2 separate regions of the Homo sapiens genome follow, and region 1 is linked to region 2. A link is a loop called in an ENCODE intact Hi-C map of the cell type or tissue named here. Cell type or tissue: endothelial cell of umbilical vein. All regions are shown on one strand. Links, peaks and the distances in the headings refer to the core of each region. The heading gives the core; the rest is flanking DNA.

Region 1 (16,166 bases), core at 3,358-11,357, 130 kb before region 2:
AAGACACAGGTTAAAATATATTTTTTTATAGGTTAGTCATATTGAATAAAAGGATTTTTAAAAACCATCTATATCACTTCTTAGGCAAGAGATTGTTGATTTTTTCTTTTGGACTGAAGCCATTGGAGGGCAATTTAAATCAAGTTGGTAGAAATTTGCTTTTCTTTAAAATTGGGTTTTTAAAAATGTCCTATCCACTTTGCTAAAGTGGAGTGGCACTTTATTGCGGATTTATTTACATGTTGTTAATGTCTCCTTTTGAAATTTTTTTTAAGAAATAAAATGTCCCAATCTGTTGATGCATTTCAGTCTCCTTTCCCTGAAGGTTCAGAGAAAAATAGGAAGTAGACACATCTAATATTAATGTGTACATTCAAAACGAACAGTCAGCTCTAATTTTAGGCCTATCAACCTTGACAGCTCCTTTTTAATCACTTGGATTTGAACAGATATGCAAATACAGGAATAAGAAGTAAAGAACTCACAATTTAGAAGTCACATCAGTGCTAAAATTGCTTGAGAAGTGCATAGATTTGTAATTTGTTCATTACGCTCTGATTCCAGAAATCTATGGTTTTATTAAAAACGGAAAGCAGAAACCATCTAGAATGTGCCATTCCATATAAATGGTGTGCTTATTTGTAAATGCCCCATCTGAGAAGCCACAGATGTCTCCTACACAGAGATTTCTAAACCTGCCTGTGAATGGAGTGTTCACTCACACTCTGGCACTGAGACTGTGAAGGCTGGTAAGTAAATGAAGCCTTCTAGCATCTTTCTCCGTAATTCCTTGTTGGCCGAGATAGGCCTTTTGGAAGCTCCATAAAGAGTCTTTAATATGTGAACTTCACCGTTTCTTCACTCCCAGATCAAAGTTAGTCAAGTACTGTGTACTAGTTGAGTAATAATATAGTTTGACCTTGACACAAATGGAGGATGGGATGTAAGAGTCCAAAATGTATACCTCCTGGGAGTCAAATGAAACTCAGTATTCTACAGTCATGTGTGACGTTAACACAGAAATGACAGAACGTTTAGCCCGGTGAGCCCTATATCTTATTTTCTAGAGGAAGCAGGACAGTGGGTGGCTGGGCGCAGTCTCACGGCGCTTCATGAAACGCCTCTCCTTGAGCTCCTGATGCCAGATTGGGTGCCGCTGCGAGTCATCCATCTTCCAGGCTAGTAAACCCTGTATGATCAATTCCTCTGCAGAGCATGGTCATAAAATTTTTCAGCGGTAACTGCAGAATTCTCATGTCACGAAACATCAGGAACTCATGCATTATGATCAATGTTTAATCAAAGACAAGAATTAAAATATACAGCAAAGGCATGCCATGGAGGGAGAGACACTGCTGAAATGCCTGTGCCCACCAGACACAAAGCAGGTCCAGCTGGGTGGCTAATGGTCCTGGCCATGTTCTTTGTGCGGCTTCTATGCAATGACTTCAGGCTTCGCTGGACACATCCTCCGCCCCGCTCCCACCCCACTCCACCCAGCTGGCCCTCATCCTATGAAAACTCCACATTAGCACTAATTTCTCTCTGCTGGAATTCTCTGACAATCGTGCTTGAACACACCAGGCAGGGAGACCTAAGCCACCTACTCGAGAGCCAGTGCTAGGTGCTAGGTGTCTCAGATGCTAGGTGCTAGGTGTCTCAGATGCTAGGTGTCTCAGAGACAGTGGCCCATGGAGGGTGCTCTGCGTTGGCCCCGAATTCCGGGGCAGAGAAGTGGCAGTATTCTCTCTGCAACCTTTGAAGCTAGAAGTTTAGGATTGGGATGGCAGCCACCCACTCTGGAAGGAGTTCCAGGGCAGTTGACGCCTCATTAGTGCTCAGCTTAGTCATAGAAGAACCCTGAAGAGAACTGGAATGCATCATTATTTATATGGCCCATAGAAGGGAGACGCATGTCACTTGTTTGGTGCCAGTTCTTCTTCATATTTTATGAATAATGCTATAATAAGGGGAAAATTAAAACAATAGTGTGTCGCGAAGCACTCTGACTTAGGAGGGAATTCAGGAAGAAGGGAAGTCTTGCTTTAAAGGCCAAAACCTGAAAATATCCAGGGCACTGATGAATGCTGCCTATTTCAGAATTTCTCCCCATCTCCCCTGTGCTGTATTTTCTAAGCCCTGGATTCGGGCCCCTCCTGCACATTCCGCGCGGCTGTGATGGGTGTGCTCCTGTGATTTGAATTGGCTGTCTTCACTCCCATTTTCCAACATGAGCCAATAGTAGTTGTAAGTTCTTGATGGAGTTATTTTGGCAGTCGAGAGGCTGACAAGTCATTTTTTTCCACTGTCATCTAACACTTGCTTTCTCTTTTCTTTTTTTCTGCTTTCCCCTTCCCTAGGACTCCTGCACACACACAGGTGTACTCGTGACAGGGTCCTCTGGTGTGGCATGTTCTTTTTAGCACACAATTCGATGGCTTCATCTAATTCTTACTCAACAGGTAACTCCCTGCATCGTTGGCATTATATTTTATATGGGCGAAAGACTGCCATTGTTCCCTGATACCTCTCAGAGATGTTGTATCCTTTTTATAAAGAATGAAAACACTTTTACAGAGAATTGCCTGAATCAGTATTTTTGGAAGACTTGTGGGCTATCATTATAAAAAATGGTCAGACGTACTCTCTCTATATATTAGTATTTCAAAGTTAATGAGCCAATCATTTGAATTCCATTCTTGAGGTAAGTGTTTTTTTCTTTTTTTAAGAAAGAAATGTATATTTAAGCATTATCTACCACTACCAAATGTTCTCTGGGCCTTTAATTTGCATCTCAGGGGCACTGGCATGTTGACAAAATTATGGTAAACAGTATTTTTAAATGCCAGGTAATGTACTTTTGATATTAATGTTTACATTAATATCAAAATTGAAAAAATATATAAAGTACCATTTAAAAATGCCATATTTGGTAAAACTTAAATATATACATACACATCAGTTTATAAGAATATATGTATAAACACATACCTATATACAGGCATACATTTGCACATACACAAATATATACGTACGCATAGTTTTTTTTAAAAAAGTTATGTCTTTTGCTTGGCATTTCCATTTTTTTGTTTCACAAGATCTCAGTCATCTGTCACTTTGCCGGAGTGGATTGGTTTCTTAGTGGGCTCCTAGGGGGTTATTACATTTTATTTGCTGGTATTGAAACCCTGACTTATTATTTCTTGAGGATGGGTTTGAATGTAAATTAAAAATATTAAATAGCCATAGGAAAAATGACTCACATCCTCTGCAGATTTCAATATGTGCTTTTAGTTATTTTGTTTGATCTCTAATTCCTTTAACTTACATGTTTTAACTCATCCTACCAAGAATTAGATTTCGTCTAAAAATAAAATTTCTGTGAATGTTTATAGCTAATTGAGCTGTGCCTTTCCCTGCCTCCGAGTTATACTCTCCAGTGTGAATGTTTTTGCTTCTGAGTAAATGTCAGCAAACAAACATCTTGTGTTGAAATGAAATAAAGCCTCCTAAAAGCATACACTATTCAGTATTGTGTTTAAGTCTGTAATCTTTCTTAACGTTTTTTACTCTGTGCATCTAATTTCTAGCATATTTTAGTTTGATTTAGGGGTTTGTGGAATCTTTGTGATATTTATTTACTTAGCAAATAAACTTATTATTATAAACTAAATTAATATTGTATTGATTACAATCTTTTAAAATTAATATTGTTAAATTATTTTCAATTGAACTTTGATCATGATCACTTACTATGATAATCAAAATATAGCCCATAGGTCTTTTTATTTTATAATATTAGAGCTATTTTTGCTTAAAATATGGACTGGGAAAATGTCATTGAGCTTATGTATGGGGGAGGGCCATTGCCTGGATACTCCACAACAAGGTTCTTCTATCCAAAAATGGCATCACCTCTTACTGGGTAGGTAGCTCTGAGGAATATCTTTAGCTTGTGAGGTGAGAAGCATGGGGACAGCTGGGGCTGACAGATGCACATCGTCAGCACCAAGCTGCACATGCTGCAGCCCAGCCACTTTCATGTCTATGATTAAAATTTACGAAATGGAGAAAAATACTCACGGAAGTGAACTGTTCAAGTACAATGCATTTAAAGCAATTACTCCTTGAGACTAGTGCGAATAGATATTAATGTGTAGATGAAGCCCCAATAATGAAAATAGGCCAGGTGCAGTGGCTCACACCTGTAATCCCAGCACTTTGGGAGGCCAAGGTGGGTGGATTGCCTGAGTTCAGGAGTTCGAGACCAGACTGACCAAAATGGTGAAATCCTGTCTCTACTAAAAATACAAAAAGTAGCTGGGTGTGGTGACACATGCCTATAATCCCAGCTACTCGGGAGGCTGAGGCAGGAGAATCACTTGAACCAAGGAGGCGGAGGTTGCAGTCAGCTGAGATCGCACCACTGTACTCCAGCCGGGGCAACAGAGTGAGACTCTGTCTCAGAAAATAATAATAATAATCAAAATAATTTAGTTCTGAAAAAGCAATGAACAGCCGGTGGAACAGAACAGCAAGTTACTAAAAGAATCAACTAAAAAGGTAATTTACAATATAATACAGATAAGCTCTTCCAATAAACAGGGGAAAGAAGGATAATTTATGAAAATGCACAACAAAATTATAGACTGGCCTTTCTTTCTTTCTAAAGGCCAGTCTAAGTAAGGGAGCATGAGTGGGGGTGGGAAGAGAGATCTGTTTACTTCTTACATCATAAGCAATTCCAGGCCAGTTGAGGAGTAAAGCAAAATAAAATGAAATCAAGCCCTAAGAAACCAAAAAGAAAAAATATTACACACGAATTTATTTAAAATCTGGCAGTATGGAAAGGCTTTTAAGCAAAACACTAAATGCAAAAGCCATAAAAGAAAATTGAAACATTTTATTACTTATAAAATTAACATTTTCACATGGAAAAGAAAAATCTTAACTAAAGTCAAACGACAAGTGACAAACTGAGAAGCAGTATTTGTGACCTATATGGCAAATAAAGAGCTAATTTTCTTAATCTACAAAAAGCTTATAAAATAAAGACAGACAAACAGCCCACTAGGAAATCAAGCAAAGTAATTAAACATGAGTTTCATGGCAAAAAAAGTCTACTGACTAATTAACCTAAGAAAATCTTATGCATAGTTAAAGAAATGCAAATAAATATAATGATATACCATTTTTTTTTTCATCTAACTGGCTGAGAATTTGACAGCATCCACTGCTAGCCTAAATGTGAAATTTAAAACCGCAGCTACTGTTGGTCAGAATATAACTTAGGACAACAATTTTTATAGGGCTATATTCTAATATTTTAAAATAAAAAAATTATAAACCAAGAGATCTGCTTTCAGCAATGAGAAAGTCCCTTGTTTCAGACTTAAGAGCTACAGTTAGATATAGTCACATAACAGCTACAAGCATAGCAGTTACAGTATACATACATAACTGTTACAAAACATTTCTTAAACAACTATTTGAATACACTAGAAAGTGACCAAAAGAAGGCAGAAAGTGGAAAGGGTTGATCTTTGAAATAAAGGAAATACATTGGGTGAGATTTGCCTTTATACAGCCTTTTCCTTGAAGTTTTGTGCTGTGGGGTAGCTGGCGATGAAGCAGGAATCCACAGACTTAATTGGTGTGAGTATTCAAATGATAGAATTCAGGCTTGCCCCTGCGGCTGGAATGTAAGGGTGGGAGGGAAGAGGATATCCTGAAAAAGAGGGAGCTGCAGAGGGAGGAAACCCAAAATCTGAATATGAACCCCACTCAAATTCTTGGCGAACATCTGAAATACCCATGCATAAGAAGGAGACCTGAGAGAAAGCAACAGATGGGAGATGGAAAAAAGACGAGTGGAGATTTTAGCTTCAGCTCACCCCAGGGAAGTCTACAGTTTAATTCAGCCAAGTTTATTGCATGCTAGGAAAAATATCAAAAATCTTCAAAGCAACAAAACAGAATCCAGAGTCTCTGCTATTATCATCCACTTATTTGTTCAGCATATAATGAAAAGTTGCTAGACATGGGAAGAAACAGGCAAACATGACCCATAGTGAAGAGGAAGGAAAGACAATAGAAACTGATTCTCTCAAGTGACCCAGATGTTGGGTAACTCCAACATAATAATCATAATAAACCAGAGTCCCAAACAATCATTTAATCATTTAGAAAAATGTAACCACCAACTTCAAAATTTTAAAAATTTTCTATTCTTTTGTAAAGATGTATATGTGTACAATGCTACATATATTTTCAGATAGATGGAAAATATAAAGTATTACTTTTCCTTATTACCTAGTTGAGATGTCTTTCTCTAGGAGGACATTAAGTATGTAAAAATATATAAAGAACTCTGACAACTCAATATGTAGGCAAATAACCCAGTTTAAAACTTAAGCTCTTGTCTTCCAGCCATACCCACTCTGCTTTCTCTGCTTCGTGATGCTGGGGCTGGGACCCAACAAACCCCATGTTTGTTTCGCCAGCTGCTCCCTGTGGGGAACTGCCAATAGAGGGCGCTAGCGGGAGGCTGCAAGGCTGAGAGATGGAGGCGGGACTCTGCTTTCTGTTCCTATCAGCATCAGTTTGTTCCAGGAGAAGCAGTTGATTCGTTTTCAGTTCTTCCACCAACGTCCCCAGAATCAGCCCCACCGTGTCACCTCTAGGTTTACCTGCCCTACCAGCCAAGCAGCCCCTCCTGCTTAAAAATCTGGGTCCCAGTCTCACAGAGACCTTCCTCCAAGCTTCTAAGCTTTGATAATTCCGCTTCTTTCTGTTCTCCACACTCTATACCTTCATGTTTACTTTTCGTCTTTTCAGTTCTATAATACCTGGTTAATAATTCTTTATGTTAAATTCACTTGTTAAAATAACTGCAGTGCCGTCTGCAGGTCCAGCTCCTGACTGGACCCTGACTGCCAGGCCATCTGGATCACAGGTCAAATTCTTCCATTTTCATTTCCGCCCTCAGTCTACTTGCCATTTTAATAAGCACCAAGGAGCAAGGTGTCTTTTGACTTCTCTTGGTTTAGTCTCCAGTTGGCAAAGGAGTAAAACAACGTGGTTTCGGGGGTGAGGAATTGAACGCTCATCCCCGAGGGGAGCGATTCTGTGGCTGTCTCTGCCTTCACCAGGGTTTCAAATATGAGAATTCTCTCAATCCAGAGGGCAGTTTTAAGGGGCTATTCTGAACCTGGTTAGAATTAAATCTCAGACTCACCAGGGCATTATCATGCTACCTCTTCAATAGTTCCAGTAGTCTGGACTGAGGTTGGACTAAATAACAAAAATGATAACTAATTATTTCCGATTCTGCCTGGCCTCCTCGGTTACTCCCTCACCCCATCCCACCATGTGCTGTCCTGCCTCTTTGAATTAGCTTTCATAAAGCACTGGGGATTTTTTTTTTTTTTTTGAGACAAGTTCTTACTCCCATGCCCAGGCTGGAGTGCAGTGTTGCCAACATGGCTCACTGTAACCTTGACTTCCCAGGTTCAGGTGAACCTCCCACCTCAGCCTCCCAAGGAGCTTGGGCTACAGGTGTGCACCACCATGCCTGGCTAATTTTTTTTTTTTTTGAAAGATGGGGTTTCACCACATTGCACAGGATGGTCTCAAACTCCTGGGCTCAAGCGACTCAGCCTGACTCGGCCTCCCAAAGTGCTGGGATTACAAGCACAAGCCACCGTGCCTGGCCCACTGGGTATCTTTTCAAACTGCAATTCTGATCACTTTGTTCTCCTCCTTCAGACTTTAGGTTGTTTCTATTTACACTTAAGACAAAACTACAGATCTATGCCATATACAAAAGGCCCTGCCTGGTTGGCTCCTGGCCCTGCTACTGCCATGTCACCTGCCAGCCACTATTGCTCCCTTCCCCAGCCCCAGACATGCTGCTGACCTTCCAGCTCCTTAAACTACACCAGGTCCTCCACTCATGAAACCCATCAGCCTTGAATGTTCTGCTCCCAGGATTTACCCGCCCACTCCTACTCATTCTTCAGGTCTCAACTTAAAAGTCACTCCTCAGAGCAGCATTCACGACCCCCACCTTCTGGAAACAGTCCCTCTGTGACCCCCATAGCAACTTGTCTTTCCCTTTGATAACCTGTATTGCAATTTGCAATGATTTATTTATTTGTGTGGTTATTATTTGTGGAAGATATCTGTCTTCTTCAGGTGACTGTAAGCACCCCACCAGGACAGGGACCAGGTAAGTTCTGTTCTTCACTATATTCCCAATACTCAGTGTGGGCCCTGGTGTGTGTTCAGAGGCCTGGTAAGTATTGAGTGAATGAATGAATGAATGAAGGCATGCATGAGGCAGATGTAGACCCCCTAGAATAATCTACAAATGGCCCCTCTGCCCAGGACTTCCAGGTTTTAAGAACTGACCAAGATTCAATGTCACAACAGGGTATTCTGAGTGGAGACAGAAGTGGGCGTCAGGGCCTCGCTCTCCCCATGGACTCTACTCAGCCCCGTCCTCGAGGCTCTCGTCAGTTCAGTTGTTTCTGGTGTCGATTTCCCTGAGCAAGACGACGTCATGGTTCATGCCATGGCCTTGATGTGTCCTTCCCGATGTCGCTAGCAATCAGTTTGTTTCCTGATTACCTTTATCCACCATGAATAATTATTAATGTTATTATTAGACCTAAAATGTGACGAATAAACAGTCCTCTTAAAAGGCCTCTTACGTGGTGTATAAAGATCCTCAAGGTGCTGTTGACATTAGGTTGACAAGGCTTGGAGCTTTCCATGGACTGACTTTCAGGATTGGAGAGGGAGGAGGCTCTTTAAATGTATTTTCTAAGACCTTGTCTCTACAAGGTGAATAGTGATAAGTTCTGTCATCTAATTTTATATCAGTGCTCATCATGTGCTGATCAAGGGGTCAAGCAGTTTCCACATTAATACCTCATTTAATCTTTGTTATAACCCAGCTGCATGTACGTGATGATGTTCTTGGCATTTCATAGGTGAGGAAGCGAGCTGAATACAGCGAGATGACTTGCTCCAGGACTCTCAGAAAATAAGTGGCAGAGCCAGCCAGGGAAAGCATAGTCCAGAACCCCCCTCCCCAAAACAATTTTATGTGTTGAAGTTAAGAAAGAATTTTCTATTCCCTGAAACTATGGAAACCCATTACAACAAGATCCAGGCATGATTAGGAAGCCTCAGCAAGGTGCTGGCTATGGCTCTGTTAAGCACGTTTCGGAATGGGGGCTGTTGGAAGCATCAAGACCACACCTGCATCTCCAGTAGCAAAGACCTCCCCACTTTCCCACAGCGGGGAATTCCGCAGACAGGACCCTTACTTGGCCCAGTAGGCAAAGCAATCATTTTCATCTATTTTACTCCTCAGAAGTGGTTAAATTACATAACATTAAAAATGCAATTCTTCATTTAGAGCTCAGATTTTATGATCTATCCCTATAGGAGACCAGAAAACCTCAATTAAAAATAGGTCATTGCCTAGAAGGGGGGAAATGTGCAAAGCAAGTAATTATAAATTTATCCTAAAAGGTAAAATTTATTTATTTAAAAGAGCATGAATATCGATGATGGTACAATTAGTGAAATGCTCCAGGAGCTAATTTTAATATCAGGGAAGGTAGATTAGTTATTTTCAAATTGTGAGGATATTAGGGAAAAAGCGAGAGTAAGGAATCACAGGGCTCAACATGACGTTAAAGAAACCCCAGCCCAATGCACTTGTGTCCATTGGGCACACACCTATGCACTTTTTACCTATGCACTCCTTACCACAGAGCTCTGCTGCCACGAGATGATTCTAATGTTTATCAAGTAACAATGGGTTAAAAATGGCAGAACTGGGGGACTGTCTGGGATTCAATTTCACTTAGCTCATGGCCTGTGTTCAATTCCACTTTCCCTTAAAGGGGAAGGATCCTGGAATCGTTGTTCTTTTACGATGTGATGAAAGTGTCAAGCTAGGTTTTTGTACTGTTTTGTGAAGCATTTTTCTAGAAGCAACCATGTACTCCTCATCCTGAAAAATCCAGCAATTTGTTGAAGGCAGATATAAAACAGAGAAGTTGAAGCCAGAAGATCCAAAGAGGCCAAAGAAAAATAAATCATTTTTAGCCCAAATGTTACTGACAGCCTTAGTAGATAAAATGTATTCTATGAGCATTTTTATTTGCAAGAAAGCCACAAAGTATTTTATATATTTTAGTTAAAAAAGAAAGGTTGATCTAATATATTACATAAATAAAAGCCAATATTTTTAAACTTTCTACTTTCTGTACTTAAAAACAGTGGTCTCACCTACCATTATTCAGAGTGATTCTTGGGTACGGATAAACAAATTAAGTGGGTTTTGTTTATTTGTTTGCTTTTAGTGTATATTACAATGATCAGTAGTCTGAGTCCAAAACCAAATACATAAAAACTCCAAACTAGATATCCACTCTTCTCATTAGATTTTTTAGTGTGGAAAATAAATATGTTCTCATTTGAATCACATTTCATGTGATGCATTTTTTCCCTTCATTTTCAATTCTTTGTCAAAACTATGTATTACAGAGTCATTTAAAACAGACTTGAGCTGGGCAATGACCAAATAAATTCATTTTGAAGAGAGAAGATGTATTCTGCTGTGCATTTTGGAATTATACCTTTTAGTCATATTTTCCCTACATGCTGCATAACTAGTAACAAGCCACAAGATGGATTGTACTCTTGGGCATTTTTGAAGGGAAAAAAGTCAAGGACATTATTTGCTAGAAAAATGTATTTACATGAGGCAGAATCTATTTGTGTTGTTCCATGGAAACTTCTTTCTCACTAGAGTCTCTCCCCCAAAATCACTTTGCAGGAGCTGTGCCTTCCACCTTCTTCCCACCTTCCCCCATGCCTGGAATGAGCCACGGGGCCATGGTGGTGCTTAATAGCTCTCAGTGGCAACTCCATTAGTAAAGGACTGAAACACTGGATACAGGACCTCACACAAGAGGGTTTTCCGGTTCCATCTCTCCTGGATTAAGCTGCCTCAGACCTGAGTGCAGCAAGTGAATTCCAAGAGAGAGAAGGAAGCTTAATTTTCAGGCCCACTGAATCTCTGGCCTCTTTATAAGACCCACCAGCCCTCAGTAGAGCTTTCTGACAGGTTAGGAGAATTTTTTTGCACATATGGTGGCCTCCTGTCTAGTGGATCATGATAAGGTTTTGAGGGGGATTCTGGTCGTCTACACGGGCAGTGTTCTGTCACTGACAACTCGGGCTAGCTTTCAAGTAATTAAGATTTCAACAAATGCCAAACATAGGAAAAAGGGGAAAAATTCCAATTTTCAGGTATATGAATTTTAACAGGGTTGGTGTACAGGAACAAGGGGAGCAGTGAGGTGGATTAACCCCTAGAAGGTTGAAACTAGAAGGGCTTCAGAGAGTATCTACAGCTTCTGCCCCATTTTATGGGCAAGGAAATCCAGTTGCTGTGGGGAAGTAACTGGATGGTTATGTATCATACCTTAGCGTGTTGTTCTTTTGGACTGTATACCAGTCTTATTCAACACTGAATATAAAGGCTTGAACCTCCTACAAGTTATAGAGACTAGATGCGGCAAGGGGATCTGGAGGCATCGCAACAGCGATTGCAAGCTTAACTGCCGAACAAAATCTGGTGTATTAAGGAGTAAATTGAGCCAGGCATAAGGTGACTCTTCATCTCAATATTGGGGAGACAATAGGGAGTGGTGAGGATTTGGTAAGCTGGAGCGCTCATGTCCTATCCAAAGGGGACAGCTGCCACCCAGCGCCAGCCATCATTACTCTATAGGAGGGCAGGCCCAGGGTGGCAGTTCTTCCTGCTTTTCAAAAGAAGCCAGAAGGCATATATTTGTGTGAAATTATAGTTGACTCTTTTTTATATATATACCGAGTCTCACTACATCGCCCAGGCTGGAGTACAGTGGTGCAATCATGGCTCACTGCAACCTCCGCCTCCCAGCTCAAGCAATTCTCCTGCCTCAGCCTCCCAAGTAGCTACCACATCTGGCTAATTTTTGTATTTTTAGTAGAGATGGGGTTGCGTCATGTTGGCCAGGCTGGTCTCAAACTCCTGACCTCAAGAGATCCGCCTGCCTTGGCCTCCCAAAGTGTTGGGATTACAGGCGTGAGCCACTGCGCCCAGCCTATAATTGACTCTTAAAGAGCGTGAGTCCACTCATACTTGGATTTCCTTCTGCCGCTGCCACCCCTGAGACAGCGAGACCAACCCCTCCTCTTCCTCCTCTTCTTCAGCATATGCAACTTGAAGACCACAAGGATGAAGAGTTTTATGATGATCCACTTCCACTGAATGAATAGTAGATATATTTTCTCTTCCTTATGATTTTCTGAACATTTCTTTTCTCTAGCTTACTTTATTGTAAGAATACAGTATATAATACATATAATAACAAAATATGTGTTAACTGACTATGTTATTGATAAGGCTTCCAGTCAATAGTAAGCTATTAGTAGTTAAGCTTTTGGGGAGTCAAAAGTAATATGCAAAGTTTTGACTGCGTGAGTAGGGGTAGGATGCAGTGTCCCTAATCCCTCTGTTGTTCAAGGATCAATTGTGTTTTGAATTTAAAATGTGGTCCCTATCGTGAGGGTCAAACAAAACACCTCTGCAGGCTAAGTTAGCTTGTGAACTATAGTTGGAGACTTCTGGTTTAGAGAATGAACTGGACTTGCATTCCAGAAACCCTGTCTCCTCCAGGCCTGCCAGGCTGTGGACTGACCAACTCTTCAAGCACAGAGATCTTCATCTTAGCCCGCTGGCTACCATGAGTCGCATCTTGAGAGAGGAGTCATAGCCTCTTGACACTGAGAAGAAGCTTGCTCTGCTGTTCTTTCTTTAAGCCAAGGCTGTCCAAGCTATGCCACAGGCTCTAAGAAAGCCTCCCTATCATCTTGGCATGGCTTAGCCCAGAGAGGTTTCCATCCATTTGTGCTGTTGGACAGGGCAGAATTAGAGCCCCAGTCCTGGACACAGAGCAGGGGTGCAAGAGGAGCTATTGCTGGGTGACTACATGTTTTATGTGTCCCTGGTATCCTTATACTTTTGGATAAAAATGTTTGCATATTATGCTAAGAAAAAATGTAGAATGCTGCCCTGCTTCCAGGGAAAGAAGGAACATTTTAGTCCTTTTTTTAATGACTCTCAAATAATGAAATGCCATAGGGTTTCTTAAATTATAAAATATGTTTACACGTTGCACAGATTTACAATTATTTTTCTACCCTCCAGATAAAAACAAACAAAACGATAAATACTAAAATAGTCACATCCAGTTGTTATCAATGCATGAAACTCAACTTTTTACATTTTTGACTCTTCCCTTGTTTTCTTCTTTTCCCTGCGTGTTTTTTTCCCTCTTCAGCTACTTCATATTCTAGCAATTCCACCTTGAGAACTTGAACTGGTGCTCAATGGACCTTGCAATGGGACGTTTTCCTTATCCCTAACCCAAGAGCCTTCTTTAATGGGTTAAGCCTTTGTTTACTTTTTCAAAGAGACTGAAAATATGTTGAGAGCCCTGGGCTTTAATTCCACAGGTGCCGTCATCCACCACGTGTGAGACTAGGAGATTCCCTACCCTTTCTGGGATCCATTTTCTCTGTGTAAAATGGATCGGTAGAAATATGCTGCAGTGCAAGCTAATATGAAAATGTAGGCGGGGAGTACAACTGTGCAGGCAAAGAATTTGCTGCTGCAGCCTCAGTGGGAATAGTGTCTGGAGCATGTATTTGCTGATTATATGAATAAATTGGAAAAACAGTTCAATAGGTGCATATTGAACAGATCGTCTGGAAGCACATTTATATAGGAAAGGTAGAATATTACATTTAGGATTTTATCACCATAACTTTTAAACTAAATTACAGCCTAGTTCCTCTGGTTTATTCTCCAGGCCATTTTATCCTCTTCATGACTTTCTTATGGAGCCTGCTACAAATTATCTATATTTTCCCAATTTTTTTTCTAAAACAATTTTACTTCATCTTCAACTGAAACTTCAAATAGACAAGAATTGCACTTACATCCTACAATTTACAAGCAATTATTTTTTGTCTCAGTTACAAATATTTATTCATGTATAAAATGACTTATGTAATCATGATAAGTATTTTGTGTTTTTACCTATGAAGTCAATGTTTAGCAACAAAATGCCTTTTAAGCTTTCTTTTCTCTTTCAGAAATTTTAATGTCAGCAGAGTATCTCTCGCAGGTTATCTCTTTAGGGTTAATACACCATATCCAAAACAGTCTCCTGTTAGTGGATATTTAGATGTTTCTCATATTTTAACCCCTTGGACCTGACTATAAATGCCAAGAGGGCAAAATAATCTTACTTACCATGTGTAACTGTTAAGTTTCAATGCGAACCAAAAGCAAGTCAGGTGCGGTGGCTCACACCTGTAATCCCAGCACTTTGGGAGGCAGAGGTGGGTGGATCACTTGAGGTCAGGAGTTTGAGACCAGCCTGCTCAACATGGTGAAACCTTGTTTCTACTAAAAATATAAAAACTAGCCATGTGTGGTGGTAGGCTCCTGCAATCCCAGCTACTCAGGAGGCTGAGGCAGGAGAATCGCTTGAACCTGAGAGGCGAAGGTCACAGTGAGCCAAGGTCATGCCACTGCACTCCAGCCTGGGCAATAGAATGAGACTGTGTCTCAAAAAAATAAAAATAAAATAATAATAATAATAATTTAGAAAGCAACCCGAAAGCACTCTAGGTATTTTAAACAGAAAGGAGCTTAATACAGGAATTTGGTGCTCACAAAGTTGTCATAAAGGCTAAAGGCTAAAGACAGGGGAATCAGAAGACTATCAGGAACTACTGTTGTTCAAGAAGAGAACACTCCATGAAGCTGGGTTAGAAAGCTGCTGCTGCCACTGCTACCCCACCTCTTAAGACCTGCGACCCTATAGCCTGGCCTAACAATGGAATGGCCCAAAAGTGGAACTAAGAATGGCCTCCACCCACCTTCTGCTTTCCAAGTTTCACATGTGTGCATCTAACTTTTGGGACCTAATTTGCACCAAGATTCCTAGCTGCTGGGGACTTTTAAAAATGTTCGTTCTTACTTTTCCAGCCTCTGTAGTAAAGAAAGGCACACTGGAAGGAGGTAGGCATGGATGCTGAAAGTCCACTCACTGCATCCATCAACGATTCTATCTCTGGCACCAAGAACAGTGCTTGGCATATGTAACATGAGTATATTAGCAGCTAGGTCTCTGCTGGGAAGGTGCATAGAGTCTATCTAGGAAATGGGTGCGAAACAATCTAAATGCCATAAGACCAACAAAACAATTTCTTGAGCAGTACAGCAGACGTGACAATTATTTGATTAGGAAGACAGAAACGCATTTTGTTGAGGGCTACTATTAATCATTTATAACACCAAAACATAATTAGAGGTGAATGCAGACAAATTTTTGGCTTATCTGTCTGCCTGCCTTATGTGGCATTAAGGCAGAAAGCTATCAAAAGGCCAACCATTTGTTGATGGATTTTTGTTATCCCTGTTGTCCCAACTAATGTTTTTGGAAGATAACCTTACATACCAACTTCCTCTAATAGGACTCAGTCCCAATTATGTGTACAATTTATATAGCTTGGGATCATCAAAACATTGTGTAGAATTTAGTGCTGCTGTTACACACACTGGACTCTCAAAGACCAAGATAAGACCACTAGATAATCTCCTGTCAGAAAAGTTTTTTTCTCTCTCTTTGTTACATGGGCACTGTGTTACATGGGCACAAGGTGAAGGAGAGGAGAGTACTGAATATGGAGGAAGCTGGAGGAAATGTTTTAACAGCCTAGTTTATGGAACCTTTGTGAACACTTACCTAACGTTGGCCTTGGGCAGGACTTGACTGAGCCGCGTGATTGGTAAATTGTAACATTCTTCATGAAATGGTCCTATGTGTTACTCTAGCTGTTCGTCAACACAGGAAGGACTATTTGACACATGGTGGGATTTTAGCAGCTGGAAAAAGATGAGCAAGTATCAAGGCAAGAAAGTTCATGGTCTATTCATGAATGGTGCTAAGTTCACTGGGGTTTTAAAATAAAGATTGTTTGAGAAGGTGCTATAAATTGAATTGCATTTCCCCCTAAAAGTC
Region 2 (16,166 bases), core at 4,194-12,193:
GTTTATATCTACCTCTAATATGTATTAATGTTTAAACTCATTTTCTCTTGTCCCATTTTCCATGATGATGAAAGACAGCTAATCAATGATTTCCTTATGCACATTTTCAAGTACTCCATTAAGGCACCATTAAACATAAATAGAAGTGACTCCTCTTTTTCATTAAGAATCATCTTAACTTTTAATTTGTGCTTAAGTGCAGTTTACAATCCATTGTGATTCCTTAGATATTTTTTAGTTCTACTTATTCCTAGTTAGTCACTTCTTAAAGCAAGGTTTAAGTAAGTAAATAATTTATTCGTTTAATCAGTAAGTATTTATTATTTTCCAGTCACTGTGTTAAGTACAGAAATAGCAACAGGGAATTAGACAAATATGTCTTGTGCACAGGGACCTTATTTCCTGTTCTAGTGGAGCTTAAATTCTAGTAGTCATTCTCTAAACTGATTATTAAAATTTGGCATAGCATATGTTTTTCTGACTGGCTATTTCTTTAGTGTTTGCTGTCACTTTGAACTCTTTTTTGAAGTTCTCTTATGCAGTGTAAGGATCCCATTAACATGTCAAAAAATTCTCACAGAGAAAAGTAATTGTTTTGGATGTCATTATTTGGGGGGAAGATTAGATTTTGGTTTCCATCAGTTTGGTATGAAAACTTCACTGGTCCTCTTGGCACATTAGTTATATTTACATTAATATGGAAATTCCACTTCACAAAGCTTATTTCCCAAGTTCTAATAGTTACATAATAGAAGAAGCATCTCCTTATATTATTTTATCATCTTTAATTACAGTTTTCAAAAAACATTTTATGTAATGTATTTATATTGGCTTGCCACTAAAAACTATGTTAAGACATTTATGTATTTATAGGAACCATGTTTGGGACATGGTTATTATAAGGACATATAATAAAAATTGAGAATACAGTGTATGAAAAAATCCATTGCAAGTGCTATATTTTGCATTTTGCTATATTTTTGCAGGCTAGAAAACTGGCATAAAACTTGCACCTAGCAAGAAATATGTGAACCATATTGAAATTTAGAAATAAATGTGTCCTTATGAGGTTTTGGTGGATATATTTAGCTGTAACATTGCCCCAGGATTTCCTAATCGCCCCATGGAAGTGACTACCCATGCCTAATGTGCCTAATGTTCTGCATGGCCTGGAATCCAGGTACAGCCATATTCCCTGAAGCAAGCAATGCTGGGTGCTGCCTCCTCTCCCTGAAAATATGCTTTTTTTAAGGAAAGATGGCCCACCCAGGGGTCATTGTGAAGGTGATACCCACCATCTCCTGTCACTCAGGCCACCTGTCCTATTCCAAAAAGCTAAGGGAAGGTGGTTAGACATCAAGAATGATCAATCCTGAAGACCCAGTCCAGTCCACATGACATTCTAGCAACAGGCAGACGTATTTATCTTTCCTACCGATTCTTCCTGGTGTTTAAATGTTTTATAGACTCTCTGGAAGACACAGAGAAAGCCTGTCTTTGAAGAGAAGTCCAGTGGACACTTCACCCTCAGTGGACTTCCATGGGATTGTCTTCCATGAATGGCTCCCTCCTGAGGCTGATCCTCCACATCATGGTTCTGTGGTTGTGATTCATAAATGAGATTCATATGTAATGAGACTTAGCATGCCATACACTGTGTTCACACAGAAGGGTCTTTCCTGGCCACAGTTGATTGAGCCAGGAGAGAGTGCCCGCCTGGAGCCTGGCCAGTCAGAATCCTTCCACCAGAGTTTCCCAAATACCAGGGACTCAGAGCACAGGTTTCCTTCTCAGGGAGTTTCCTTCTCCCTGAGCCGCTGAAGCTGTTAGATGAGCACAAGGTATCCCCAGGTCCAGCTACACGAAGGAAGCTGTTCTGTTGAGTGGGAGAAGAGAGAAGCCAACAGAGAGAGAATGGAGGAGAACTTTCCAGACAGAGTCTGGCTGAAGCTGGGCCTGAGATCAGTGGCTTCTGAGGCCCGACCACACTCCTTCCTCCATGTCTGAGAACATGCTCTGTGTTTCAGAAACTCCATTGAACTTGGCTCTCGCCACCTGCCATTGAAGGAGTCTTGACCGATAGCCCACCCCAGCCCAACACATGCTGTTTGGTCTTCCTTAGAACCAGATGTTGCTTATTTCCTGTGGTTCTTCCTCAAGCACATTGAGCCAAAAGCTTCTCAAAAACTGTTCTGTTTCCAGAGTTCACATCAAGTGATATTTCAAATTAGAATAAAGAAGGGGAGACAAAAGAAAAAGAGAGAGTCTACTGGGATCAAAGTTGCTTTGAAATACACAGGAAACATCTCTCTGAGCCAGCAACAATGAGAGTCCAACTGGCATGTGTGGTCAAGCCACCCTCGGAGGGGATGCTTCTCCCTCTGCTTGTAAGAGAGTCCCTTTTTGGAGCATGGAGCCAAATGAGGGTGAGTTGTCACATTTCTTTCTTTATTGGTTCACTTACTCAGCTCATGCACTATTTTAATATGCCTCCTACTCAGCGCCAACTGCTGACGGACAGGGATTCATCTTCTTCTTCTCCCCCATCTCCTCCTTCTTCTTTGAATACTGTGATATAGAGTAGAGGAGGCGCACAACAGATCCTTGTACATGAGTAGATCAACTGTCTTCCTTCATCAAGGAACTGGTTACCATGCAACAAGCCAAATGTATCTCTTGATGCTCCCTAATGAAAAACCTTTATGCCTATATCTGAGGAACAAGAATTATGATGTCTTGATGTTTCTCCTGCACCAAATCCCCAAACCTACCCCAAACCAGCTTGAGAGGGCTGTGGCTACAATTTCACAAAGGTTGGAATTATGGATTGTGTGCTCACAAAGAAGTGTTATGAGTGTCAACAAGACTTGGGGTTAATAATAGTGCAATATGCTTACTTTTTTAGTGTAAATATTTTCTGCAAACTTGAGCACCATTCTAAAATTAAACGTGGAAAAAGAAACGTGCACATAACTTAAGCAAAGAAAATTTAGCTGAAAGTAAACAGACATCCCACACAACCACTCTACTATAAGAATTCTAAAACCTTATGATTTTTAAAAATATGTAGTTTAAATCTTACAATTGCTTTCCTTCCTTCCAGCAACTGAATATCTTACTATAGATGAGAGGAGGAAAGTGGGAATGGAATAGATTTTTCTAATCTATTAAAAAAATTTTTAGCATACCTTGTTCCAACATCTGTCTCAGACCATTTCACCAAGTAGAAAGACTTTCTTTTCTCTCATTAAACCAAATTATATTTTGAAAATTTAAAAGCTTTTAACAGTGTTTTCTTCATGAAAATACACAGATGGAGGGGTCTCATAATGGCAAGTGATTTTCCAAGCCAGGGCTATTTAAAATATATAATCATCAAATAAAGTCATCAGATTTGCACCTGGGAGTAGCTGCTTCCAGTAAAATATGCTCCTTGACTGTCTGGGGTCCTAATGAAAAGTCCTGGATTTTCTCTTGGGCTATGCAGTATTAGAGCCTGGTGCAAAGCAGAATGAGAGAAAAATACAGAGGTGACTACAGTCAGCAAGTAAGGCCAATTTCCAATTTCCATCATTTAGGATTATAACTACAAAATGGTAAATATCCAAATGAGTCCCTAATTTGTTAGTGGAGTGTTTATAGAGCTACTGAGTCATTCAACTGGAATTACGTAAGACACCATTTGAGAATTATATTTCTTGTCATATTTTATGTTGACTCCTGTGTGTGATGTTGGGAGTGTGAAACACAGAGCACAAGCCAAGCATGGTGGCTCATGCCTGTAATCCTAGCACTTTGGGAGGCTGAAGTGGGCAGATCACTTGAGGCCAGGAGTTCAAGACCAGCCTGGCCAACATAGCAAAACCCTGTCCCCACTAAAAATACAAAAAAAAAAAATTAGTGGGGTGCGGTGGTGTACACCTGTAATCCCAGCTACTCGGGAGGCTGAGGCACGAGAATTGCTTGAGCCCAGGAGGTGGGGATTACAGTGAGCCGAGATTGCACCACTGCACTCCAACCCGGCCAACAGAGCAAGACCCTGTCTCAAGAAAAAGAAAAAGAAAGTAAGAAACACAAAGCATACCTCTATATCACAAGCAGACAGGCAAGGTCATGGCCATGGAGTCAAGACACTAAACTGTTGGATCTCAGGAAGGTCAATAACTAGAGTCCCCAAAAGAGAGACCTAACATGGTTTCCAGGACTGTGATGCTGCTGCTGCTGCTGCTACTGCTGATGGTGATTCAGGGGATGGGGGGAGTGCTATGCCAAGAATAATGCTAAAAGTAGCAATTTTTTCAGTACTTACTGAGTATCAGGCTCCGTACTGAGTACTGTATGTGTATTACCTCGTTTAATCTTTACAAAACCCTGTAAAACCGTTATTGTTATTCAGGACATTTTACAGAGTAAGGACATAATTCCTAGATAAGTAAGTAACTTGCCTAAGGCAACCAGCTAGTGAATGGTGAGCTGGGAGTACTCCTAGGTCTATAATGCCAGTGCCCATGACCCTGATGGGGATTGGATAGCAACCAATGCATTCCAGTCCCACCTGATTTTGCTCATTGATCTGAGGCCAGGAGCCCAGGGAGATCTGCCTACCCACCCTTGATTTGCAATGTGGCTGTGTCTGTTTCTTAAGTAAAGTGCAGTTGTACTTTAACTGGAATCTTGCAAATATCTGTTCTTCCGACCTGATACAATTTGCTGCTTCTGAAATGGTAAACTTAAGCAGAGCTTGGAAATAGGATAATGAGTTAAACCTTCCAAAAGTTATTATAAAAAAATTGAATGTAGCGTTTAAAATTAATTATTTTGAGGAGTTACTAGTGAAAGCATAATATCAATGGTAACACTGGTCCTTTGCAAAATTCTTTCATAATTTGGAACTTCTGGGATCGTGGACAAGACAGTTCATATTCTCAGTGGTAAGTTTATGCATGATCTTTTTGAAATATAACATATCATCTGTAAGTCAGAAAACAGAGAAGTTCTTATCCCGAGAACCTACAGAGCATGGATTAATAATTAAGAGTATGTCCCTGGTTTATTTCTATGGAGCTCAGTTTTATCAACTGTAAAAACTGAAATTACAGCATCTTCTTTCCCTACATCACAGAATTATAAGGATCAATTCAGATATCGATGTGAAAGCTTTTTGAGATATAAAAAGAAAAAAGCCTTATCCAAATGGAAGTGATTTTTTTCATGGTTATCACCACAAAATAAAACAAAAGAATTTTTAAAGCCTCATTCAACTCCTACTCCTGTCCTCTGGTATATCATCTTTTTTCGTGCTTATTGGCAGGATTTTATAACCAAAGATGCCACTGCCTTTATTCACCCTCCCTGCTCCCAATTTATGTGAGAGAGCTAGTCAGTACACATTTCGGATGGAGGGTAATTCAGAACCTTCTCATACCCACATGCCCCGGAAGCTAAGGAAAGGAAGTCTCCCACATAACAAGAGGGCAAATTTATACTAATTGTGCTTGTTGAAAGTTTTATGTAATACTTCCCGTAAAATAACACTCTAAGGCAGGTGCGTTGGGCAACTGAAATGCTGTGGCCAAATTATTAGAGAACATTAAAGTTGTTTAGTAGAAACCAAGACATTGGAGAAAGCACACTGACATCTGACTTCAATGGAAAGAAAGAACAATAAGGCTCCTGCTTAAGCATCCAAGCAGCCAAGGTGAACAGTGTACTGTAGAAGCATTCGTTAGCAAACTGCAGAAAACTCCACTCAAAGCTGTTTAAATAAGAAGAGAATTTATTGGATCACATCAAGTGAAGGGCTAGGGTGGATATGGCTTCCGGCATGATGGACTCCAGAGCCCCAGAATTTGTCTCCAGGGACTTGTGTCTCCCCGAATATCTGTATCCCGCAATACTATTGAAAGTTTTCCCTTGCTGTGGAAAAATGGCTACCAACAGCCCCAAGACCATGGAAGAAAGGAGTTTTCCTTCTAGGCGGATTCAGCAAAAGTCTGGGCTCCACGTGATCATCCCTGCACCCATCCCTGTAGAAGGGAGCTTAGTAGGCTGACCAGCTGCACCTTGGTCACATGGCCACCCCTGGAATTGAGGCCAAGCCCAGAGAAACCACAGGGCCAAGAGTACAGGAATGTGGGTCCTTGACGTGCAATCTTTTATTACCAGAAGGGGGAATGGATACTAGGTGGTGACAAACAGCTAGCATCTACTGTGCAAACCTGGAGAAAGCATAAGGACATCACGACCAGCTCACTTCATGACACCTCCTTCTTAACTTCCACAAATGAAGTCTAAATCCTGGACTTTGTGATTAAATATCAGGCCTGTTCCTGTCCTTAATGGAGAACCCATCTCATCAGCTGTGTCCCCACCCATATCCCCAGCATCGTCCAGTGTCTTCTCTTGAAAACCAGAGGAAACCTGCAATTAAAAGAATTTTTAAAACTTTTAAAAAATCCACAGAGATGCACCCTCTCCCTTTGGACAGTATTTTATATTATTAAAAGAGATGCTCCACTCACTATCCTGGCCTGAGGTGCTTGCCTTTGAATTTGTGTTCACTCAATATCTGCAGCAATGCAGAGGACACAGAGTGACTGCTTGGCCTACACTGGTGGTCAGAAGGGCTTGGTTCTTCCGGGAACCAAGAAAGAGTCCACACCAAAGCTTTGTTCCTCTCTTGAGTGCTGAGAAGCAAAATTCTAGCAGTTCTTTTCTGTGTCTGGTAATCAGCAATGCACTGCACCCTGCTACCCAATCGAGATGAATGCTGGGGACAGGGAGGAAAGTCGGGCATTTTTATCTGGTTTTTAAACCTTCCTTTTGGCAGATGAAGAGCTGAGATTGCAGCCCCATTGTTTCAATCCTGGACAACCAGCAGCCCATAGTGAAAGTACAGTTTGTGTCTCCAAAACGATACAATATGGGGTAGGGAGAAAATAGAGCCAAGAAACTCAAAGCTAGAGGAAAATTAATTTAAGCTCGGTGTTTCACAGATGAGGAAATTGAGCATAAATTGTGCAATGACTTGGGCAAAGTTCTGCAGCTAATCAGATGAATAAACAAGGCTAAAAGGTCTATTTGGGAAGGCATAATAAGCGCTTATACATAGAAAGCCCTCAATATGTGAAAACAGGATTTGGAGGCAAGTACAGCTGGGTTGAAGTCTCCTCTGTGTTTTAGCTGTGTGGCTTGGGCAATTTAATGGACTTCTCTATGCTTAAATGAGATAACACTACCTGTGTCATACTATTGTCGTAAGGATTCAGAATGCTTACCAAAATACTTGCCATTAGTAAGCACTCAAAAGTGCATGATTATTCTGGAATTTTACTTTTAGAAAGGAGGAAAAGAAGGAAAGAAGGGAGAAAGGAAGACACAAAGTGGTCACTTTAGAAAATCAAATAAATCAGAGAATTTCTTCACATACTTAGAAAGTAAAACGAACAAAAGATAAAAGCCTAAAGAAGATAATAGAATAAGATTAAAATAGACCTGGCAGGCCTAAGTAAAGATAACCAAGAGAAAAACAGCGCCTTTGCAGAAATCCCAAATGTTTTAGAAGCTGCAGTTACCAGAAGCGACACTGCAGAAACCAATTGAATAACATTCAGGACAAGACTGAAAAGTCACAGATAACATAGAGGCAGAAGACAAAGAAACAAAAAAATGACAGAGAAAATTACTGTTCGGGGGCCGGACATTTAAGCCTCCCAAACTGTCTGGGCTGCACACCTCTGGGCCCCCTGGGGAGACTCAGCAGGGAGGCTGCGCTGCCCCCTAGTGGAGACAGCCTGCATCAGGGGCTGCAGCCACACACACGGTACAACCAACACACACACCTGGCACCAGGTCAGGGCCTCAGGCATTTCTCCTAATACCACAAGCTTAGGTTTACATCTGCATCCAACCCCCTTCTCCTCCCATGACCTCCAGACTCACATGAAGAATCATGGCTGGGGCTAGGACTATGACTGTCCAGCAGCTGCCAGAGGGCCCAGGTAACACATCCCAGTATGAAGGAGTAGGTGGTGAACCCTGTGGCAAACTTGGATGGAAAGGAGCAAGCAGACAAATGTGACCAAAGACTTGGTGACAGATGATTTGTATCTCCACCCGCTGCCTGGTGAACTGTTCCAGGACACAGTGGTTCCTGAAGCCGCGGAACACCAGCTGTCTTCTATGGATGTGAGACCAGCTCAGGAATGCACCTTGCTTTTGCTTTGCCTCTTCCTTTGCTTCTCTCACTGCCGTTGTTCTTTCATCCTTGTTGTCCTGGGATTGGATTCCAAAGGGTCGCCATGAAGTTTTGCTCATATTCTGTTTTGGGGTTAATTCAGACTTAGATAATGATCAAAATGTGATGACAATGGAGATGATATTGGGTCCTATGAATTAGAGAATACAATAGAATGGAGAATGGGCCAATGGAACTAATAATAAAAATGCAAGAGAAAAGGACTTTCAAGAAATGTACCATGGCCTAGAATAGTATTAGGGAACAATAAATACTGGGATTAATCCTGGTAAGATTACTAAACTTCAAAACAACTAAAAGAAACATATAAATATTCAATAAGAAGAAACAGGTGGCTCATAAGCAAAAATAAAAAATAAAAGATTGGGTAGAATGTCTCCTCAACAACATAGGATTGCAGGATAAAACGGAGCAATAAAATGTCTATAATATTTTGACAGAAAAAAATGCAAGTCTGAAGATTGTATACTCAAGAAACTGTTATTTACATGAGAAGTCTGCAGAAGGACACTCAAAATATGCAAAAGGGATTAATATTTGAAATGCACTTGATATAATCTCACCCAATAAGTGATACTGTCCTGAAACAGAGATTTAAATAAAACCTTAAAACCTTTTATTATCTTGAAATAGGAACATATTTTATTTCCCATGACCCAATAGCCAGAAACTGTAAAGGAGAAAAAAGAAAGATATTTGCAAGGCAAACACAAACAATGCAAAATATAATTACAAATGTGACAAAAATGCTAATATCCAATTACATAAGGAAGTTTTAACATCAGTAAGAAAAGAAGCCCAACTGAAAAATGGACCAAATACATGAAAAAGCAATTTATAAAATAATTCCAAGTGTGCGTGTGTGTGTGTACAAATATTTGTTCTTACTCATAATGAAAAAGTACATATTCAAACAAGAATGTGATATTGCTTTTTACTTAACATATTGGCAAAATTGAAAAGGATAGACAATGTTCAGTGTTCCTATAGTGATATGACTGTTCTGGGGGGTAAGTTATAGTAAGTGTTGAGATTGTAAATGTGTATAATTGTTGACTGGCTTTCCCACTTCTAGCATTCTATCATTATAAAAGAAGAAGATAGATGTGTAGTAGTATACACTGTAGCAATCTTCCCATTAGCATAGTGCTGTGAATGATCTAAATGTCCATTAATAGATGATAGCTTAATTAAGTATGATATATCCATTCAACTGAATATCATACAGATGTTCAGCACAATGCGGTATTTCAGCATTCTTCGACCTGGAAAGATATCCATCAATATTTTGGATTTCAGAATGAGAATTTTATAATCACTTTTATTTATAAAAAAAAGTATGTGTGTGTGCACACACGCATAGTCCCACCCATATCACACAGGTATCTGAACGCATGAGGGTCGTTCTCTATGGGAAGAGAGATAAGGGTTACATTTTTACTTCTTTGTCCTTTCTTAGTGTAAATTTTCTAACTGTACAACTTTTAAATTTACAGTAAGAGTCATTAATACAACTGCCTTTATTTAAGAAAAAAACTACTTAATCTTTTTATGAAAAAAGATTGTGACTTTCACTGGGGAGTTCCTGTGACGTTGGTCTTGCTGTGTGCCACTTTTACCATATTAGTGTTCCAGAAATAAAGAGCACCCAAATTAGGACAAACAGAGGCTATATATTTAGAACTTCCGTGGCAAGGGTCGGGCATCATCACTTGCATTTGGCAGAGACCTGAAGGCACGCGAGGAGCTGGAAAGTTTCATAGTGAAAAAAGGAATGGCTTCCAGTGTGATATGCTGGCAGGGTGTTGGTGTGGGGAAACTGGAGGTGGAGTCATGTAAAGTAAGACGTCGTATGTGATTGGTTGGAGAACATATTTGGCTTTTTCTGCTGGTTCTGAGTTGGAAGTTGGGGGCGGTGGGTGGGAATTAGGAATGCTGGCAGTCATTGACCATGTCCTGGCTGTTCTGAGCCCATTACTGCAGCGATTGGCTTCCTGAACTGGCTGCTGCAGGCTTGCGGGTGTGCATCATTGTACATGGTCTGACCATTGCCCGTTTGTATATTCATCTCTCAATGCACTGCAATTAATTTACATTATTGGCCACATCATTTCTAAAAAATACAGAATTCTTCCCTTGGGACTCAGCCATACCAGCATCTATATTAGCTTAGCAATATACTCAGAATAATATCTAATCCATATTTCCATTATCAGCAAGTATTATCTGCCTCTATTCTTTACTGATTTAGTTTATAAATATGAGTTATATAGCCAACTTTCGATTCAGCATTAAACTGGAATGTTCATAACACCCCTGCTGTGGCTGGCTGCCATTTATGGAGCACTCACGTGGGATCAAGCACTGGGTTGAGTGCATAGCATGTACTATTTATCTTATCTCTCACTACAGTCCCACTGGGATGTCACTGAGTTCCATTTTACAGATGAGGAAACTGAGGCTTGGAGAGGTCCAGGAACATGGCCACAGTCATGGACCTTGTTAAGTGGAATGCCATTTTAGCTCGGCTATGTCTGACTGTAAAGCCGGAGCTTATAAATCCCAGGAAATGTGAGACCGCGTAAAATGATTTGACCACACATCCGACATCCGGCCTGGGTTACCAAATCCCAGAGAAGCCTGGGAGAGAATGCAATGCACCAGCTCTGAGCTGCAGACCTTTCTTCTTAAAGACTGTAAAGGAATCTTAACCCATAATTCTTTTATATACCTGGAGAGTTTCCATCATGGTTGCAGGAAGCAGGATTCTAGCTAGTGTCATCCTTTGGCAGTGACCGTAATTCACTTTGATAATTACTAACCTGCTTGCCCAAGGATGCACGGAGTCCCATCGTGGACAGGGGAACAAGAGTTACAAACCCCCCGCAGGCTGTCTTCTCCAGTAAAACTTTTAGTGCATTTACTGTTGTAGATGGCAAGACACCACAGATCCATTCTTTACAGAAGAGTTACCTTACCACGTTATATCAGTGTTTACCAAGTGCGTGGGCAGCTTCTTTATAATTTCATAATTTTCTATTTGAACTGGATCCAGTCATTTTCTAATTGCTCCTTTGTTCTTTCCCATGGGAATACATTTCACCATGTGAAATATATCTTGAAAATTTCTAAGACATCTTCGTTTCCCCTCACTGTGTCCTTTTTGCCATTTCTATTTACTTACTCTCCACCCTGTCTCTCCTGTAATCAAATGCAGCCAACTTTTCTTCACCAGCCTGTGCCATTCAAAAATGTTGGGACACTCAAGTAAGATAAAGGCTTCAGACACTGGGCTGGGGACATGTTCATATACTGGAGTCAGACTGCCTGGGTTCCCAACTTGGCTTTACTGCTCACAAGCTACATGACCCTGGGCAGAGAACTTAATCTCTTTGCACCTAATGGCTTATCTGTGAAATGGGGCTAACAAGAGTATCTACCTAACAGGTATTTTGTTGTATTTTTAGAGTTGTTATGGAAATTGAATGAAACCTTATGTAAACTCTTCAGCCAGTGACTGGCACATAGTAGGACTCCAATAACTCAATTATTTATATGTGTTTAGGCCCTAAAAGAATCTAAGTCTGAGCCTCAAGGTTGTTCCACAGCACGCAGAGACACAGACAAACCCTACGAAGGAGAAGCTTGCTTTCATGTGTGATATGGCTTGGCCGTGTCCCCACCCAAATCTCATCTTGAATTGTAGTTCCCATAATCCCCATGTGTTGTGGGAGGGACCTGGTGGAGATAATTGAATCATGGGGACAGTTTTTCCCATCCTGTTCTCACGATAGTGAGTTAGTTCTCACGAGATCTGACGGTTTCATAAGGGTCTTCCCCCTTCACTGTGCATTCATTCTCCTTCCTGCTGCCCTGTGAAGAAGGACATGTTTGCTTCCCCTTCTGCCATAATTGTAAGTTTCCTAAGGCCCCCCCAACTATGCTGAACTGTGAGTCAATTAACACTCTTACCTTTATGAATTACTCAAACTCTGGTATGTCTTTATTAGCAGTGTAATAACAGGCTAATATAATGCATATACTTGTGGTTTAACACTTCACAGGTTCTTTTTTGCAGACGTTACTCACATACTACTCAAATTTGGTATGGATCTCACTTCTTAGGGCTCTGTTCCAGCATGGGATGGTCCTCTCCCATAGCTGAGGTGGCCATTCATAATGTCAGTGCTGGACAGACTCCACAGTGCCCCCTCCATGGTCCCTATGTCCCTGCGTTCATTCTCTTGTATAAGCCCCTCCTCTTGAGTGTGGGCAGGACTAGTGACTTGATTTTAGCCATTAGAATACAGCAAAGGTGATGAGATGTCACATTCATGATGATGTTACCTAAGATTGCAGCATCCATTTTGCTAGAAGATTCTCCCCCATGGTGGTATTGATGAAGCTGGCAGCCACGGTGGGTACCTATGTGGCAAAGAACTGATGGCAGCCTCTAGGAACCAAGGTGACCTTCTGCCAACAGCCAGCAAAAAAACTGAGGTACTCAGGCTTTAAGCCACAGAGAAATGAGTGCTGCCAACGATCACATGAGTTTGGAAGCAAAATTTCCCCCCAACTGAGGCTTGAGATTATACTGTGAGTAGTTGGACATCACAGATCACAGGGCACCAGCTTTGAAGCCAGGCAGACCTGCCACTTACCAGATATGTGACCACAAGAAAATCACTGCATCTCTGTAAGCTTTGGTTTCCTTGTCTGCACACAGGACTAAGAACATCCTAGTGCCCCTCACATGGCTGTGGAGGGGCAAATGAGACACTATGTGGAAAGCACTTGGTAGAAACTTCAGAACTGTCAAGTAGAAGCTAGGTGAACATTGAAGAGCAGCCTGTTTGTACCCACATGTTGAGCCTCACTTATCTCCTTAGGTTAGATTCCTTGGCAAAGTTTCTCCATAGAGGGCATTAGCTGGATTTAAAACTTGATAGGCAGATGTCAGCCAGGTAGGTGCCAACCAGAGGCTCAGACACACTCTAAACAATGCACAGTGCAAGATGGAACTCACAGGCGCAAAGCCCAGTAGGTGGAACGATCCTGCAGGACTCGGTCTTGGTCTTTGCTATTCTGGAGAGAGATATTTATGCTGCATGGGCTGCATCTGTGGCTCCATCATGGTTTGCGCTCCAGGAGAGGCATCTTGCCTTTCATCTCCCTTTGTGTAAGGCAAGCATGAGAATGACCTTGCAAGCTGGGGACAAACACTGAGCTGGTGGAGTCAACTGCTCAGAAAAGCTGCACACTTGGCTTGGGGGAAGGTGACACTGGGGGAAGCTGACAGGGTGCACAGCCCACATGAAGAGGAGAAGCACAGGTGAGAGTCCATCCCAGACAGCCCCGAGAGAGCCATCACGGTCAACCAAAAGACCATCTTTACCCCATAAAGGAGAAGTCAAGACAAAATCTTCCACCAACAGAGAAGCCTGCCTATTTCCTCACCATGTGAGTGTGTCTGAATATTAACAACGAGGAGTTCAGGAGGGAAAGAGTGGAGAGGAGGCTCCTGGATGCTCACTGTTATTTTCAGATGGGACAAAAGGAGAAATGAGAATATTGAGTGTAGGAACAGGCCTTTAATATCAAATTGCCATATTCTCAGCCTTACTGCATGTGGGAGATGAAATCTAATTGTTTTCAGATTTTCCTTCCTTAAAATGTTGATCTTTTACTGCAAGTACTCAAAGATGAATGGGAATGAATGTTTGGGGTAGAAATTTTATAGTAGACCTCTTTGTTTTTTTTTAAGGATTTAGCATTAGAAATAAATAGCCAACAGAAAAAAATGAGAGGAGCACCCTAAAAAGTCAGGTACAAGAGTAGAGATCTTAAATATTTTATTTTTTTGCTTGAGCTTTAACCCACAGACTTTCCATCCATACTCATGTGTATTAGTCAGAGTTCTCTAGAGGAACAGAACTAATATATATATATATACATGAATTTATTAAGTATTAACTCACAGGATAACAAGGTCCCACAACAGGCTGTCTGCAAGCTAAGGAGCAAACAGAGCCAGTCCAAGTCCCAAAACTGAAAAGTCTGATGTTCAAGGGCAGGAAGCATCCAGCACAGGGGAAAGATGCAGGCTGGGAGGCCAGGCCAGTCTGTCCTTCACATTTTTCTCCCTGTTTTATATTCTAGTCGTGCTGGCATCTGACTAGATGGTGCCCACCCAGGTTAAGGGTGGGTCTGCCTTTCCCAGCCCACCGACTAAAATGTTAATCTCCTTTGGCAGCACCCTCACAGACACACCCAGGGTCAATACTTTGTATCCTTCAATCCAATCAAGTTGACACTCAGTATTAACCATCACAACATGCATCCCTCCAAAAAATAATGGGGGATATTTCTATGATAATCTCAGTAGATATTTGTGAGAACAAAACGTTCCTCATTCGCACATGAAAAATAATCCAGGGGCATGACATTCTAGCCTCAAAACCATTTTCAGACGATGGGCCAGGAATCTGCTCTACTGTCCCAAATCCCCTCAGCACCTTGGAGAGCAGCCGCGTTCCTGTCCCAGGGTCCTGATCCAATCCAGGGCTTCACATCGCCGCTTAATTACTTCTCAGGGCAGAATCGCAAAGCAGGCAAGCAAGGAGAGAATTCGTGTTGCTGGATGTCATTCACACCACGAATCACTCCTACTTTTATTAAAACCTGCTAGGTGTGTATTTTCGTTTTCACTCTTAGGAATTTATGAAAACCAAAAATACATTTGATATGTCATTTCTTTGCTTAAAAACCCTCCAGTGGTTTCCTCTTTCACTCAGAGGAAAAACAAAAGTCCTGCAAGGCCACACAGAAGCCCTCCTACCTGTAAGGTGCCATCTCTCTCCACCCTCACCCTGCTCACTCCAAGCCAGGAAACTGGGATTCTCGCAATTCTCAGCGATCCCTTACCTGAGCGCTGAATCAGAAATCGCATCCCCATCTCCACCTCACAATACTGCAGCTCCCCCTTCCTTGCTGTTTCTCCTTATCACCATCTGAAATACTATGTACACCCACACATATATATATACACACATATATAGGATTATATATTAAATATATATTCTTATTTTCTCTAACTCCATCATGCCATCCCACCCCAATAATTGGGCTCTATTTTCTTCACTGCTGTATTCCCAGTACCGAGAACACAGAAGGTGCTCAATATTTGTCAAACAAATAAATTAATTAGTAAATGAACAATCTTCAGATGTAAGTAATACAGGCCCCATTTTAAGGGTGATTAAGCTTGGGGCTCAAAAGGATTCTAGAAGCTAGAGCAAGGTGGCACCACTGAGTGAACAAGGACCCCAGGATTCAAGTACAGTTCATGTGGCCCAGTGCCTTTGGTATCTGGCCTCCTAAGCTTCCTTTTGCACTCCTCTCCTCCACACCAGCATTCTCTCTCTCCAGGTATCCATGGCCCTCATGAGTTCTTTTCTTTCCTCTCCAATAAAATCTCTCCAGATAGAATATGAAGATCAATCACATTCAGATAGAGTTGGCCAAAATTGACTAAAAGATTATTCATCCCTTGGGATGCTTGCAGTCCAAGGGCTTCCAAAGCTTTGCCCGATGCATCCAAATCTAAAGGTGAAATTCAGGCCCCCAGCAGCACCCCTGGTGTTGGACGGTAGAGGGTCACCAGGGCCCTCTCTCATCACTGCCCCCGTCACCCCAAGCCACTTTCCTACTTGCCAATGCAGGCTTGAGAGCAGGCCTTGCTTTTAAATGCTTTATTCCTAAAACTTTAGCAAGAGGCGCAATTTTTCTTCAGAAAGAAAATACTCCTTCCTACCAGCTTTTCATCGGCTATGATTTTTGGAGTGCAAATAGTTTTTCATAGGCCTTTTCCCCCCTGACGTTAAAATGATATTTTAGCTCTAGAAGTGGG

What was found. A loop is a pair of places that touch in the nucleus more often than their neighbours do. Peaks named below come from ENCODE experiments on the same cell type or tissue, not always from the same donor. Only the 100,000 strongest peaks of a DNase experiment are listed, where the experiment ranks them.
Region 1: a loop joins it to region 2, with 8 times the contacts of the local background. A loop is called at or near these places in 2 of 110 quality-filtered maps.

Annotation. Positions count from the first base shown.
Region 1 is chr10:127,685,151-127,701,316 of GRCh38, reverse strand. No RefSeq gene overlaps it. Among named protein-coding and RNA genes, the nearest start is that of FOXI2, 44 kb to the left of the region's middle. In endothelial cell of umbilical vein, for the core only: a CTCF peak has its summit at 6,532 (motif pointing right); no DNase peak of the experiment used is centred there.
Region 2 is chr10:127,555,742-127,571,907 of GRCh38, reverse strand. No RefSeq gene overlaps it. Among named protein-coding and RNA genes, the nearest start is that of NPS, 15 kb to the right of the region's middle. In endothelial cell of umbilical vein, for the core only: a CTCF peak has its summit at 7,787 (motif pointing left); no DNase peak of the experiment used is centred there.